Regions from separate parts of the Homo sapiens genome. Here region 1 is linked to region 2. Evidence: chromatin contacts called from ENCODE Hi-C or POLR2A ChIA-PET data. All regions are on one chromosome and are shown on one strand. Each heading gives the region's core, a stretch centred on a gene start or an enhancer-like site at or near the end of the contact. The rest is flanking DNA. Distances are from core to core; before and after follow the strand shown. Region 1 holds the start of LINC01800 (long intergenic non-protein coding RNA 1800). Region 2 holds the start of VPS54 (VPS54 subunit of GARP complex).

Region 1 (7,646 bases), core at 812-3,311, 840 kb before region 2:
TGGCGTGGGCACTTTTGTGTTGTTTAGATGCCAGCGTTCGCCGCTCACTCCTTTCTCAAACATGTTTCTAATTTACCCAGTATGTCTTCTACGGAAAAAAAACTTCAGGGAAAAAAGATGCATGCTTAACGTCAGTGCCAGGGTGGGCAAAAAGGGGTTTTGACACCAGATGCAGGTTTAGTTCCCGAACCCTCCGGGCCTGGGGTGAGCCGCCAGCAGGCCCCCTCCACAGCCGCTCCTCCCGCTGGGGACAGAGGCGCCTGGAAACGCACACGCCCGAACCCGGCCGCCCCGAGAGCCGCGCGTGGAGCCAGCACGCCCGCAGGCGCTCCTCCTGAAAACGGGTTCGGTTTCTGGCCGGGCAGGTTCAGAGCCGGTGCCCAAGGAGGGGAAGGACGACGCGGCACAGAACCTGGCGCGCCCACGGAGGGGGCCTAGCCTGGGCTTCTGGCCTTGCCCGGGCACTGCCGGCACTCCCGGGGAGCAGAGAGGCGGAGGGGGCACTGTCCGTGCGCCGGGGGCAGCCACCGGGCACAGGGCGGGGTGGGGGAGGTGCGGGAGGAGAGGAGAGCCAGAGTCCGGTCTGATGGGGGTCGGGGGGGACGTGGGAAGCAACAAGCCTGACGCCTGCAAATAGAAGTCATCAGGAAAGAGACCTCAAGGCCCATTTGACTGCTGGGAGGTCTCCGGGGTGGGGTCCTGGGGGGAGGAGTGTCTGATTGGCGGCTAGGTTCTGTTTTTCAGACCAGATTAAAAAAAAAAAAAATTCCCCTGTCGCCTGGGGAGATGTCTCAGTCACTTTTCTCCAGCAGGAAGCTGCTTCATGTTGGAGCCTCCTGGGATTGGCAGAGTTAAAAATCCTTTAACCCAGGATGCCTTGGGCCTTTTGTTCAGCCCTGACAATAGAATTGGGTGGAGGGGGCTGGGAAGGCAAGTAGCTGGGTTAGAGATGCATCCGTGGGGTGGGGGTATGGGGAAGCTTGTGTTCAGCCACTGGGTACATGAAAGCAACTGTGTGTGTGTGTGTGTGTGTGTGTGTGTGTGTGTGTGTGTGTGTGTGTGTGTCGGGGGAGGGTATAAGGGAGCCCAGGGACACTGGGGCACCAGCTCGTTAACACGTGTGTATGAATGCCGGCTGTGCGCTTGGCAAATCCTTAATTACACAGGGAGAACTTCCTGAACCGGGAACTCAGTATCGGTCCCTGAAAGGTTGGGTAATGGCTTCTTCTTGCATCTGGAATCCAAGGGGACCAATCTCTCTGGCTCCCCTGGGCTCTCAGATTCTTCTAGATGTCTTTGTCTTCTAAAATTCTGGGATCCCAAGGGAAGACACATAGTTAAGGACACTCAGAAATGCATACCTTTCAACCCTACTAATCATCCTAAAACCTGTGCTTTCAACATATCACGTCCTTGATCTGTAACCCTCAGGGGCACCCACGATCTCCAATGACTGGGAGTGATGGCATTTAAGTCTTTCCACCATGCAGAAGTTTCTTCCCTCATTCCCCATGAATTCTCTCCTGTAGCCAGCCTGGCCCCTCATAACCCCTTGGATATACTGTATCTTGAATTCTCCAGCCTTTCTGCAGTTGCCTTCCTGGGACATTCATTCCCATGTTCACAATCTAGCCAATTGTATCCCTTCTCTATTCAGTTCTAGCATCAGTCAGTCAATCAACAAGCATTTATTGAAAGTCCACTATGTACAAGACATGTTCTAGGCCCTGGTAATACATCAGAGACTGAGACAAATACCTGTTCTTAAGGATTTTATATTTTAATGGGAGAAACAGAGTAGACTCATGGCTCACGCCTATAATCCCAGGACTTTGGGAGGCCAAGGCAAGAGGATCACTTGAGGCCAGGAGCTCAAAACCAGCCTGGGCAGCAAGTGTCTTCTTTTGCCTCTGCAAAAGAAAATTAAAAATAACAAAAAAAGGAAGCTAAACTAGAGTATTGTGGTAGAGGGGTGTGTGTGTGTGCATGTGGGTGCATCCGTGTGTGTGGTAGGTTGATGGGTGCTGTTTTATTTAGCCAGGGAAGGTCTCTTTGAGGAGGTGGCATTCGAGACCTTCTGGGTGGGAAGGAGGCAGCCATGTGGTGATCTGGGGAAGAGTGCTGCAAGCAGAAAGGCAAGTAAAAACAAAAGCCCTGAGGCAGAAATGTGCTCCTTATGCTTAAGAAACACCGTGAAGGCCAACGTGGTTGGAGCAATGTGAGCAAGAAGAATAGAGGGGCCTTGGGAACATAGGTAGCTGAGTCCTCATGGATCAAGGTAAGAAGTGTGGGTTTTATTTTGTTGCAGTGGGAAGCCTTTGGAGGGTTAGAAGGTGGGGAGTGAAGAAAACAGTTAAGATACTATTGCAAAAGTCCTGGCAGGAGGAGATTTTAAAAACCACAGTTGTGGCTATGGAGATGGTGAGATGTGATACTGGTTTCTGGGTCAGTTTTGGAGGTGGGAATAGATAAGGCTTACTGATGATCTGACCCAGGACTAACTGGGTAGTCCTATGTTGGGGGTAGGAGGTGGATCCATAATTGTGTTTGGGCCATGCCAAGACCTATCAGACATCAGGTAAATATGTGTAGACAGCTTTGAGTCTGGAGTTCAGATTTAAATTTGAGAACCAGCATGTAGGTAGTCTTCAAAGCAGTAGGCCAGAATAATTCCACTTAGGGAGAGAGTCAAGAAAGAAGGTAGCAGATGGCTGAGACTGATGCCACTCCAACCTTTAGAGATCTGGTAGGGGAAAACCCAGCAGAGCAGACTGAGGAAGACAGCCCATGACACTGGAGGAAAACCAGAAGATGGTGATTACAAGGAACTCAGCAAAGGAAGTATTTTGAGAAAGAGGATGTATCAGTCTGCTATTGCTAGGTAACAAACAACCACAAAAATCTCAATGGCATAACAGTAAATATTTATTTGATTCACAAAGCTGTGAGTCAGCTGGAGGTTGGCTAGATGAGGCTGATGTTGGCTGGGCAGCTCTAAGCCACCGTTGGGCTGAGCCTGCTCTGCATACATGTCCCTCACTCTTTTTGTACCTGCAGGCCAGCTAGGGCACATTTTTCTCCCATGGTGATAATAGGCACAAAAAAGCAGGTGGAAACATAAAATGCCTCTAAAGACCTAGATTTGGAACTGGCACCATGTCACCTCCTCCTACATTCCATTGGCCAAAAGGGGTCATGCAGCCACGCCCAAAGTCAAGGGGCAAGAAAGTACAGTATAGTCTACATCTAGCGGGAGGGACTGCAGAGTCGGATTGAAGGGGATAGGGATAGAGTGAGGCAGGACAAGAAATAGGACCCATAATTCAGTCTTCCACAGAGAGAGTGGTCAAACGCATTCAGTGCCACTGACAGGCCAGATGAATAGAGGATGGTGAACTGGCCACCAATGTGACCTTAAGATGTCAGTCATTGGCATCCTTGATAAGAGCTATTAAAACAGACAACTAGGGCTAAAAGCCCAGTTGGAGTGGGTGGAAGTGAGAATGAGAAGTGTGGAGGTGGAGATGTCAGTGTGTAGACAACTCTTTCAGGAACAGTCACTCTAAAGAGGGGCAGAAACATGGTATAATAGCAAGAAGGGGATATGAGGCTAAGGCTTTAGAGCTTTTTAAGTCCCATTTAACTTCCATGGAAAGGCTCTGGTAGGAAGGAAGAAATTGATGAACACAACAGAAAGGGGATAATTGTGCTGGCAAAAGGGGATGGGGCCCAGGGCACAGATGGAGGGCTCGGCCATGGGTGGTGGGTGGAGAGAATGCAGAGCTATAGGCATTCTGGTGGCTTTGGAGGGAGGTAGGAAGATCCGGCAACAGATCGTACCTACTTTCTCTATGAAGGATAGTCTGAGGTTACAGTGAGAATGAAAGAGGAAGGGGAGTTGAGAATATGCAGAGAGAGGAGAAAGTGTGACATTATTGCACTGCGGAGAGGGAAAAGGAATTTTCTAAGTAACTGTAGTAGGATTGTCCAACAGTTCAAATGCCTGTTTGAAATTTATGGCCAGAAATTTGAATTGAGTCCATCCAGAGTAGCTGGCCGATTTTCTTTAGTGGTGTTCAATTGCTCAGGTGCAGGTGTGAAGTAAACAGTTTGATTTAACCACAGCTGGGTTTTCGCCCAGTGAATACAATGGAGAGAGACCAGAGCAAGGAAGGTAGGAGTGTTTGCCAGGGAGATTTTGTGTGCTGGAGCATGGAGTTTCAGTTCTCAGCTGGCTGAGAACGAAGGCCTGAGGGGAGAGATGTCATGAGAAAACAGGAGAGTCATGGAATAGAGGTCTGAGATGGGAAAATTGCTGAGTCCAAGAACTAAAGTAAGTGACCTGGAGGACTGATAGGTGAAGGGATCTCTGGATCTGAGAGTTTAGAGATGGTGTAGACATTCATGGTTCCAAGATCTAGCATATGACCAGGAGGCTGAGGCAGGGCAGGAGGAATATTCTGCTAGGGCTAAGGATATTAACAGTCTTAGAGATCGGAGTGTTGGGTGGGTCATCAGCATAGATGCTGAAGTCACCAAAAATGATGATATGAAAGGAGATAGAGCCTGATACTAAAATAATCAAGGGTTGGGGGAAGTGACTAGGAGGGTGACAGATGACATTAGGAGGGGTGATTTGTGGCTTTTTTAATTAAATATTTTTAATTTTTAATACTTTTTAGAGTAGTTTCAGATTCACAGCAAAATTGAGTGGAAAATCCAGAGTTCTATATATCCACCCTCCTGGGAGCAGTGTCCCCCACTATCAACATTCCCCACCAGCATTTGTTACAATTGATGAACCTAAGTGACACATTATCACCCCGAGTCCACAGTTTACATTGATGTGAATGCTTTATTCTTACTTTACATTACTTTTGCTGTTGTACATTCTGTAGGTTTGAACAAATGTATTATGACATTTATCCACCATTATAGTATCACATCTAGTAGTTTCGCTGTGCTAAGAGGCCGGGCTTTTGAAAGAGGAAGGAGAAACCGTTTAGAAACTTCAGTGATCAATGCGGAGTACATCTTCAGGCCCTGAGCTGCATAGCTGGAGGGAGAAAAGAGCCTCTACTGGAGAGGGCTATAGGGCAGCAGTGTCCTGGGGGCAGGTGGGCTTCTGGAAGAAGAAAGTGAGGGTCCTAGTTTTGGAGGAGCTTGAGAGTAGAGGCCTGGGGTAAGACTGGGGAGCGCAGGCAGGGTGGAGGCAGGGTTGGCTGCTGGGTGCTCAGCAGTGTGGGGTCGGGCATGTGTGCTGTGGTGAGTGGGGGCGGCTGGGGCAGGTGGCAGGCCCTGGAGGGAGGTGGCAGGTCGGATACCCTCACCTCGCCCTGTTGTGGAAGCTTTCCAGAAGACTTTGGGGAAAAACAGACTTCCCTTTCCAGGAACCCCTCTAAATTCGGTTGGTCGTGGTTCTCGGGGTTTATTATGTCCTTCCCGGTATCTCCAGCGTTCTTCTTCTCTGTGGATTTCTTATTTCCTCAATTAGACGAACGTTTGGGCAGGAACCCCAGCTCTACCATTTTACACCCGCTCAAGTGCAATACAGCACTTGACACATCATGTTTGTTGATTGCGTTGGATACAAGTGCGGTTTGGTTTCCCTTCCCGGCCAGGAATCCAAGAATGCACCCTCACCCCGCGGCTGCCTCCCGGGGCCAGCTGCCGTGCTGGTCCCCGGTAACCCGACGCCGGGCCGCTCCCCCTCCCGCCCCGGGGCTGCGGCCGCCAATGGACGCAGCCCGAGCCTCCGTCTGGGCCATGGGCCCCTCTCGGCGCCGCCCCCGCTGGGCTGGAGCGGGGGTGCCCGAGGCAAAGGGCCTGCAGGCGCGCGAGCACAAACCGGCTCCAGTTCCTAGCCCCTGCTCGCCTCCCTCTTCGTGTCCCGGCCCCGGCCCCGCCGGGACACCTCTGCCCCCTGCCTCGAGCCCAGGAGGCCAGGCTGCCGCCCCAGGGCGCCCGGGCAGTCGCAGACGGCGGCCTCCAGAGGGCCACGCCGGGGCCTCTCCCAGCCCGGGAGCCAAGACACTTGGCTCTGGCCTCTCTCCACCGTTTGATCTGCCCAGAGACCTTGGGCGGTCCGAGAGCCTCCGAGCCTCAGTCTCCTCATCTGTAGCTGGGGCTGGGCCCTGCGCACCTCTGAGTGGAGTGATGCAAGGGTGAAGGGTGTGAAAGTCTCCCTGTGTTGCCCAGGGGTCAAGGTCAAACCCAAGACACAGTGCCGCCAGCAGCTGCCCCGCCCGCAGCAGCTGCAGAACCGCAGCTCCTCCTGCCACCATCCAGGGAACTCCCTAGCTCCAGAGGAGGAGCCTATCAAGGGCACTTGGCTTTCCTCCACGTCCCCGGCACGGCACGAGGCGTTTCCTGCAGCTCCTAACTTCCAATGTAGAAATCAGCTCCGGGTTTCAGCAACCCTGGGAGAGGAGGCTGGAAATAGACGCTGGGCCAGCAGGAAGGTGCACAGGCGGGACACCTTTCAGCTGCCTGTTTCATCTCCCGTACATGATACTTGCTAGAGTGTAATAAGTGTACCAGAGGAAACACTCACTGACAAAGCCTATTTTCTCCCCAGATGGTTACAAATGCACATTCTTGAGTGACCTTCTACAGGCTACAAATACTGACGTATTTATACTGTACCTTGGGTCATGGTACCCAAAAGAAAAGCAAAGCAAAGGAGAGCTCAGAAAATACATTCTAGTCTCAAAGAGGAAGGAAGACAAAAGAGGATGTCTTTGTCAGTCTGCATTATGTTAACATTCATAGCCTCCCGTCACCCCCCATGATGGCAGGGCACAGGTCACCTATGGTGATGGGGACATATGAAGTTCCCTGAGTTCTTCACTTCTGTGTCATGTCCTGAACGGAATCCCAAGTTAGCTCCTGGAACCCGCAGCCTTGGCTCACACCAGCAATGTCACAGAGGTAAACTGCTCTCGCTTCCCTGAGCTTGGACTTCAGGGCCTGGCAGCCCCACCAGGCCCTCACCCTGGATGAATCCAACAGTAGGAAGTGACTGGGGAGTCCCTGAGCAGACAGAGGGAGAGGTGCCCACCGGCCCAGGCCTGATGTTCTTATGAATTCTTTTGGTTCCAGACCTTTTTGGCCTTGCCAAGCCCTACAGGAAAGATCAGAGCAGCTGGAAATTTCTAGCAGGAAAGTGCCAGGTTCTGAACAGGTCCTAGTCTGACTTAGAAACAGTTAGGGGCTGGGGCTGCTGGCGGTTGGCATTCTTGTCTGCTTGGTCTCACAGACAGGCAGGAATTGCTTGCTCTCAGAAGGGAGTGCTGCCCCTGACGCTGGGCTGGAGCCGAAGTAAACCCAGGACACGGGGCTGGGGACGATAATTAGAAGCCTCACTTCCACTCCAGCACCAAGACAGCGACACAAAGGGCCTCCTCTGCTGGCCAAGCAGGAGGGGACGGGCTGCCCTGGGGAGGGCTGAGACTGTCACCCAGTGTAGGGCCAGGCAGCTGCAAATGAAACACAGGCCCAGAAGGCTCAGACAGGCATTCAATCTTTCCCAGAGCCAAGAAATCCTGGCTAGAAACTTGACTACAGAGCGAGGAAAGGCACCGGGAAATACTTGAAACCAGGCAAGACCCCTGGTAATGCTGGACTTCTGACAAGCAAGGAGTCGG
Region 2 (7,477 bases), core at 4,669-7,168:
AGTTAACATTTTAAAGTACCAACTATGAACTAAGCATTAAATTATGCTATTTAAGTACAATCGTCCCTCAGTATCTGAGGACGATTGGTTCAGGGACTACCCCCTCCTCTGCAGTTACCAAAATCAGGGATTTGAGTAAGTCTTTTATATAAAATGGCAAAGTACTTGCATATAACCTACACACATCCTCCCAGATACTTTAAATCATCTCTAGATTATTTATACTACCTAATGCAATGTAAATGCAATGTAAATAGTTGTTATACTGTATTGTTTTTTATTGGTATTTTTTATTGTTTTTAAATATATATATATTCAATACACAGTTGGTTGAATCTATTGATGTGGAATCCGCAGATATTGAGGGCTGACTGTGCACTTTAAACGTAATCCTCACAGCACATCTACGAAGTCTAAATACTATCATTACCCCACAATGAACTGAGCTTTAAAGAGCTTAAATAATATCCCAAGGTTACTTAGAAAGTGGCAAAGCTGGAATACAAACTCAGAGCCCAGGAACACTATTATGCCAGAACACGTCCTTTTGTACCTTGTACCTATTGAACATGATTCAGAGGGAGAACTGAAGCCAACCCCAGCAACGTTCTCTAAACTCTCAAAGCCTCTATGTCTAATAATGATCTTTCTAATGTTATGCATTTATCATTTTATTTATTTTTCCAAGCTCAAGTTGGAAATAACATTTGCAATACTATCCATCCTTTTTTTTAAGGTGTTGATACTAGAATTGGTTTTGAATGGCCCTAGATACAGGTGTACACACATGTACATGAACTCTGGACCCAGGGTAAATACATAGCAGTTGAAAGGGTAAAAATGCCAACTGGGACTTCTAACAGACCAGGTTCAAAATAAAAAGAGATGAGGGAAAGAGGGGGAACAAAAGGAGAAAACTAACAAGTGTTTATTGAGTATTTCATGTTACCAGTTACTGTGTTAAAATGCTCATTTAATCCTTAAACTCTATTATTAGTCCCATTTTACATGGGAGAAAAATAAAGTGCAAAGAGCTTGTTTTCCCTCTTTGCAGATGAACAAGCTATGAGTTAGAGGCTGATAATAAAGTCACATAGCTAAAGTGTCACAGCCAAGTTTAAAGCCCAAGGTTGGCCAAACTCCAAAGCCTGTGGTATTAACTATAGGCTCGAGGGTAGCCCTTCATGATTGCTACCATCAAAGGCAACCATGATTGTTCACACTTTTTGTAATCCCCTCTCCTCAAGTGTGAGTGAAACTTGTGACCTGCTATAAACCTAGAAAATATGCTAGGATATCACTCCATTTGGCTAGCAGATTCACTTTAGAGACTTTAAAGACACTCCTCACTGGCTGATGAAGTAAACAGCTGTGTTAGGGAAACCCACAGGGTGAGGAACTGCAGGTGGCCTCTAAAATCTGAGGGCAGCCTTGAGCCAGCAAGGAGCCAGGGCTCTCAGTCTGTAAATGCAAGAAAATAAATGCTGCCAACAACCTGAAGGAGACTGGAAGCAGATTCTTCCTCAGTCAAGCTTTCAGATGACAATACAGGCTGATGGATGCTTTGATTGCAGCCTTGTGAAACCTTAAGCAAAGTTAAGTTGTGCTGAGACTCCTGACTCAAGAAACCATGACATAATAAACGTGTGTTGCTTTAAATTGCTAAATTGGCGATAATTTGTACATACCAATAGAAAACTAATATACCATAGTATCTTGGTTTTTCCCTATGCTTGGGGTGCAGTAAATTCTTAGTAGATTACAGCTGCTATTATTATAATAATCAAAATGGAAATCTGAAATATCGAGGTCAAGAAAAAAGTTAACAGAGAAATTTAACAGAGTTAAATAATTGCTTCCAAAGTAACCAAGCGGCTGGTGTAGAAGACAAAAAGATGATATGTTGAAGACTTGTATATTACTCCCAACAAGTATTGAGTACATTATCATCACCACATAAAATATTATAAATTTTCTAGTGGTGCTTATATCTACATTTAGCTTTAATATCTTACACCATACTCAAAGTAAACTGGAAAGTTTTCCTACATTAAGATAGTCCTATATTACCTATGAAGAAATATCAAAACACAGTTTCAGGTTAGAGTCATATTGTTATAAATTATCATTTATATTTTTATATACTATATATTAGCTGTATCAAAAATTGTAAAATTTTTTAAATTATAAAAACACATATAATTATATATTTATATATATAACATTTAAGAATAGCTCAAATATGATGCATAAAATAATTCAGGACATTATTGGATCCAAACCCTAATGAAACAATTACCAGCTTGACACCTTCAGTTCATTAGTGCATGTAAATCTTGCTTATCAAAGATAGCTTATTTATACTAAACACACAATATAATTACACATATTTAGCTGTAGAGTAGGTTAAGAATGTGGATGGGTTTCCATTGCATAGATTCAAGGTTTGCTATCACAGAAAAAAGAAGCTAGTGCTTCTATCTTACTAAATTGGAAAATTATTTTTCTCATTGTTCATTCTATCAGTGCCCCCTTTCCCCTCTGTATTTATATAGCACGGGAATGTATAGTTTCTATCAAATAAATCATTAGAAAGGCAATGTTCAGGCCGGACATGGTGGCTCACGCCTGTAATCCCAGCACTTGGGGAGGCCGAGGCGGGCAGATCGTGAGGTCAGGAGATCACGACCATCCTGGCTAACACGGTGAAACCCCGTCTCTACTAAAAATACAAAAAATTAGCCAGGCGTGGAGGCGGGCGCCTGTAGTCCCAGCTATATTGGGAGGCTGAGGCAGGAGAATGGTATGAACCTGGGAGGTGGAGCTTGCAGTGAGTCGAGATCGTGCCACTGCACTCTAGCCTGGGTGACAGAGCAAGACTCCATCTCAAAAAAAAAAAAAAGAAAGGCAGTGTTCAGTGATTGAGTAGCTATGTTAACCTTACTACTGCCACCTATACAAATATGCACAGAATACACAGTAAACATAAACATAGCCCTTTTATAGGTGTTATGGCATTAGAAAATTTGCCATTCTCCCTCTAATTAGAACATATAACCTTGATGGACTATCACTTTTCATGTGATTGGTCGGTAACAGATATAATAAATATGCCAAATACAGTGTTAGTGACATGGTAGCTAAATATTTTCTTCCTGATTCCTTTTTTTGAAGGCAATGATGGAATCTTAACTCCTATCCATTTCTTAATTTTGTATTAATTTCTTAATTTTCTATCATCTGTGCTTTCTGGAAATGTACACTAATAATATATCTATACCTATTTATTTGTGATTTGGCTTTTAGCTCTCATACTGACTGAAATGATTCAAGTGATAGCAAGTGAACATAGTAATTAATTTGAAATTTATCTAGGTTTAAATGAAATTGCTTGCCCAGTTTACACACTTTAAAAAAATTTTTGCAAACCTGATCATCAGCATTTACTTTCCTGTTTAGATTCAAGATTATGAATTGTTCTGTGGAAAAGTAAAAGTAAAAGTAAACATTGAGCTGGATCTCTGAAAGAACTAAGCACGACACTCAATGTGTATTTTCTTCCTATGGTATGTTATCAACAGATGGATAATGAGGAAGCAAACCAGACTGTCTTGTTCTAGTGTCTGGGAGACAACTGACGGCTATCATTTAGTCCAAGTGCCAAGTTGGAATCTTTTCTGGAACAAGGTGGGGTATAAACACAAATATTTTTTTAAAGGCCAAACCAGCCAGGCTTAAGGAAGTTTTTGAACTGTTGTTGACTTCCTGAGGGGGGTCAAAATATAAGAATTTGCTAAATCCAATTCCTAGCATAATCTATGAACTGATTCTAGACATAAAGAAAAATTATTTTCCTTTCTGGCCTTAGATAAAACTTGGTTAATCCTCTTGTTAATATTTTCACAGTATAAACACATCTTTTTTAATAAAAAATTTTTAAACTGACAAATAATAATTATATATATTTATAGGATCCAATGTGATGTTTTGATATATGTACACACTGTGGAATAACTAAACCAAGCTAATTAACATATCTTTCACCTCACCTACTTTTTTTTTTTTTTTTAAGAGATGGTGTCTGGCTATGTTGTCCAGGCTGGACTCAAACTGCTAGTTTCAAGGCATCCTTCCACTTCAGCTGAGACTACAAGTGTGGGCCACTGTACCCAGCTTATTTTTTTTATGGTGAGAACATTTAAAATGTACTCTTGGCTGGGCGTGGTGGCTCATGCCTGTAATCCCAGCACTTTGGGAGGCTGAGGCAGGTGGATCACGAGGTCAAGAGTTTGGAGACCAGCCTGGCAAATATGGTGAAACCCCGTCTCTACTAAAAATACAAAAATTAGCTGGGCGTGGTGGTGCGCGCCTGTAGTCCCAGCGGCTCGGGAGGCTGAGGCAGGAGAATTGCTTCAACCTGGGAGGCAGAGGTTGCAGTGAGCCAAGATCATGCCACTGCACTCTGGCCTGGGCAACAGAGCCAGACACAGTCTCAACAAAACAAAACAAAGAAAGTACTCTTTTAGCTATTCTGGAATATTAAATACATTGTTATTAACTGTGGTCATCGTGCTGTGCAATAGATCACTAAAATTTATTCCTCCTACCTGAAACTTTATACCCTTTGACTCACATTTCCCCTTTCCTCATCACCCTTTACCCCCCAGTCTTTGGTAACCACCATTCTACTCTGCTTCTATGTAAACTCATCTGGTTTTATAAGTGATCAGGGATTTAAGAGGACTTCACTCTTTTACAGTTAAATTTATTTCATATTGGGGAATGATTTTCTCACTTTGTTTCTTACATAATTTTAGAGGATTGAACTTAGAAAAATATAATGTAAGAGTTTTCTCTCAACTATTTTTGATGCTTCCTTACTTTTTGTCCTCTTTCCCCAACTTTAGCTCTTTGGTGGGGAAAATATTATTTCATAAAAGTTATGTTTGCAGTTTTCAAAGTGACTTCTTAGAAGTGAAACTTGGATCAACATTTTTTTCAACCCCCCAACTATAAGAGTTACATTTTCACTTTTGATTTGTTAAAACATACTATGTCTTATAAATGCTTGAAATTTATTTTTAGGCAAGAATTTCAACATTGAATAAAATCTTCCCAAAATTAAGTCACAAGCACTCAAAGGATTGAGGATCTTTTTCTTCCTAAAATATATGTGTGTGTGTGTGTGTGTGTGTGTCTTTATATTTATATACTAAGACCTTCCCTTTCTTGTGGACTGTGTTTTATTGGTTTAAAGTTGCAAGTCCTGTGAAACCAGGCTGAAGTCAGAATTAGAAGGTATTAATTATCATACACACTCCAAGTATCTCAGTCAAGTAACAGGAATAACTGATTACAGTGTCTGGGAGGAAGGCCTGGAACTTGGGGAAGACTTGGAGGGGAGGACTGGATGGGGAAAAGGCCTCAATAGAGAGAACTGGGTTGTTGCGGAGGGGTGACCTTTAACCTTTGGAAGGGCATTTACTAGGGAACAGCTGAAAAGCATTTACTTCGAGGGGGTGGGGGAGAGGAGGAATCTCGTGGAAGTATTTGCTTTAATAGGTCCCGGGTGATTTAGGGATGTTTCGAGTCGGTTGGTCTTGGGGGTGGCGAGGGCTACGCTGGAGGGGTCGCGTCCCAGTCCCGGGGAAGGCGGCAGGAGGTTTTCTGGGTGTTCCTGAAAACTGGGAGTTGGGGGGAAGGGTGGTGGGGAAAGTGGAATTCAGCGTGGATTTGTCTGCGTGTAGGACTATTAGAGGAGGCGCAGGGGAGCCACGCGGTGTATTCCCCGCCCCGAGAGAACTCTGGCTGCGCCTGCGACGGGCACGCCGGCCTGCGCCAAGGCCGCTTTCCCCAGGCGGCGGGCGCTCCCCCCGGCCCGGGCCGCGGCCCTCCCGCCCCGGCGGAGCCGCGCGGTGGATTGTGGGCTGGGGGCTGCGGCGGCCTCCGGCGCTGTCTCCCCGCACCCGACCGGGCCGAGCCGGCTGGGCCGGCGGGGTGAGGGAAAGCAGTGGAGTCGGGAGCAGAAGCGCTAGAGGCAGTGGTCGTGGCGCGGCGGCGGCGGCTCCCCTGGAGGCCGGGGATGTGGGAGAGGCGGTGGCAGCAGCGGCGGAGGCGGCGCTGCGGACCCGGGGGAAACTGCTGGCTGACAGGACACCCGGGAGAGACGTGAGGGAGCCGCCGCTGCCACCTCTCACCCCTGAGTGAAGCTGGGCTCGAGAGGGCGGCCCTGTGCTCCCCGGGCCGACTGGCCAGCGGGCGCGGGGCGGGGGCGGGAACCCGGGCTCGGGCCCGGCCGGGCGCCGGGCGGCGGCGGCCGTGGAGCAGCAGCCTCGGTGCGACGTGGAGGGCTGGAGGCGGCGGCGATGCACTAGGCCTCGCTCAGGGCGGCTGCCCCGGGACCCGCAGGTAGGTGTGCCCCGCGGCCCCCCGCGCGTCTCAGCCCACTCTCACCCCGACCTACAGCGGAGAGAGGGACCGAGACCCCACCCCCTCGGCTCTCCTCCCCAGCCCCAAACGGACCGAGTTTCGGTCACAGCTGACCGGCACTGAAGCTTCCATGCTCCTCTCCGCCACTTCCTTTTTTTTTTTTTTTTTTCCTTTTCACTCTCCCTCCGGGATCGGGGCTGGCAGCTGTGTTCCCTGCCTCCTGTCAGCGACCGCAAACGCCGCTCTTGCCCCTCTCTTATCTTTCCGGGATCCCAGCTCTGGAACTTCCATCACCCCCTTAGACGCTGCCCCCAAACTTTCCTTTTCTTTTTCCAGCCAGGCCCTTAGTCCTATTGGATTCTACTGGAATCGTTAAAACATTTGTTTGTTTTTCTCTCCGGGGAAGGCTAACCCAAAGAGTTACTCAGTATTTTGCATTTTGGCAATGTAGCTTGAAATAATTTGTGCAATAATTTTCTTCAGTTCTGCCTCCTTCCATCTCTGCATAGACAGAAAGGGCAGGCCCTCTCTGCCGTTTCTGCTCTCCCGTCGTTGACTTGGGAACTTTGGCTTGCCAATTATAATTAGCCGTTTGGTCTGTTCATGTGTTGAGTTCAAGATGGTATTTTTAGCATTTTGACTGACAGGCGTTTCAAAAAAAAATTTTTTTCTTCTAACCAGCTTTATTTTTTGGTCTTTATTGAGGCTCTTTCGAAGAATTAAATTGTTTGGACTGTTTTTGTTTTTAATTGGCTGTATTTCTGATTTGTCAAATCAAGGGCGGTCTTAATACTAAACGCCTTTAAGTAATACCGTGATAAATTACTTGTAGTATACCGAGAAATATTACTGCGATAACCTAAACTGCAGATTTTGATGTACATTCACTTTTATAAATCCGAAGGGGAGTTCTAATTGGAAAAAGCACCTTCAGAGCCTAAATGATTTCTAAGCAGTTAAATGATGGAACAGAGGGAATGATGGGATTTGTTTGACTGTATTTGTAGTGTAGTCAGAATCGGATTTCCTAGAAATGGATGTTGATGGT

The links. Hi-C counts contacts between places; a loop is a spot of excess contacts on that map. ChIA-PET counts read pairs that join two places held with the same protein, here RNA polymerase II (POLR2A). Pooled maps may share reads with other maps.
Region 1: a loop to region 2 is called in a pooled map of heart left ventricle, with 2.3 times the contacts of the local background. The contact joins the promoter of LINC01800 here to the promoter of VPS54 in region 2. A Hi-C loop is called at or near these places in 1 of 168 maps with a recorded cell type or tissue (ascending aorta), 3 of 37 single-sample maps with no recorded cell type and 7 of 50 pooled maps. POLR2A ChIA-PET finds 5 or more read pairs at or near these places in 4 of 52 experiments (BJ, PC-9, activated B cell and 1 more).

What each region holds. Positions count from the first base shown.
Region 1 is chr2:64,858,046-64,865,691 of GRCh38, reverse strand. LINC01800 (long intergenic non-protein coding RNA 1800) reads left to right here and starts at 2,061. Exons shown (of 5, transcript NR_110224.1): 1 at 2,061-2,278. RefSeq lists silencers at 1-74, 5,583-5,786, 5,546-6,065, 6,103-6,397 and an enhancer at 5,036-5,255.
Region 2 is chr2:64,017,869-64,025,345 of GRCh38, reverse strand. It overlaps VPS54 (VPS54 subunit of GARP complex), which reads left to right and starts at 5,918. Exons shown (of 23, transcript NM_016516.3): 1 at 5,918-6,408. RefSeq lists a silencer at 5,795-6,504 and an enhancer at 6,665-6,734.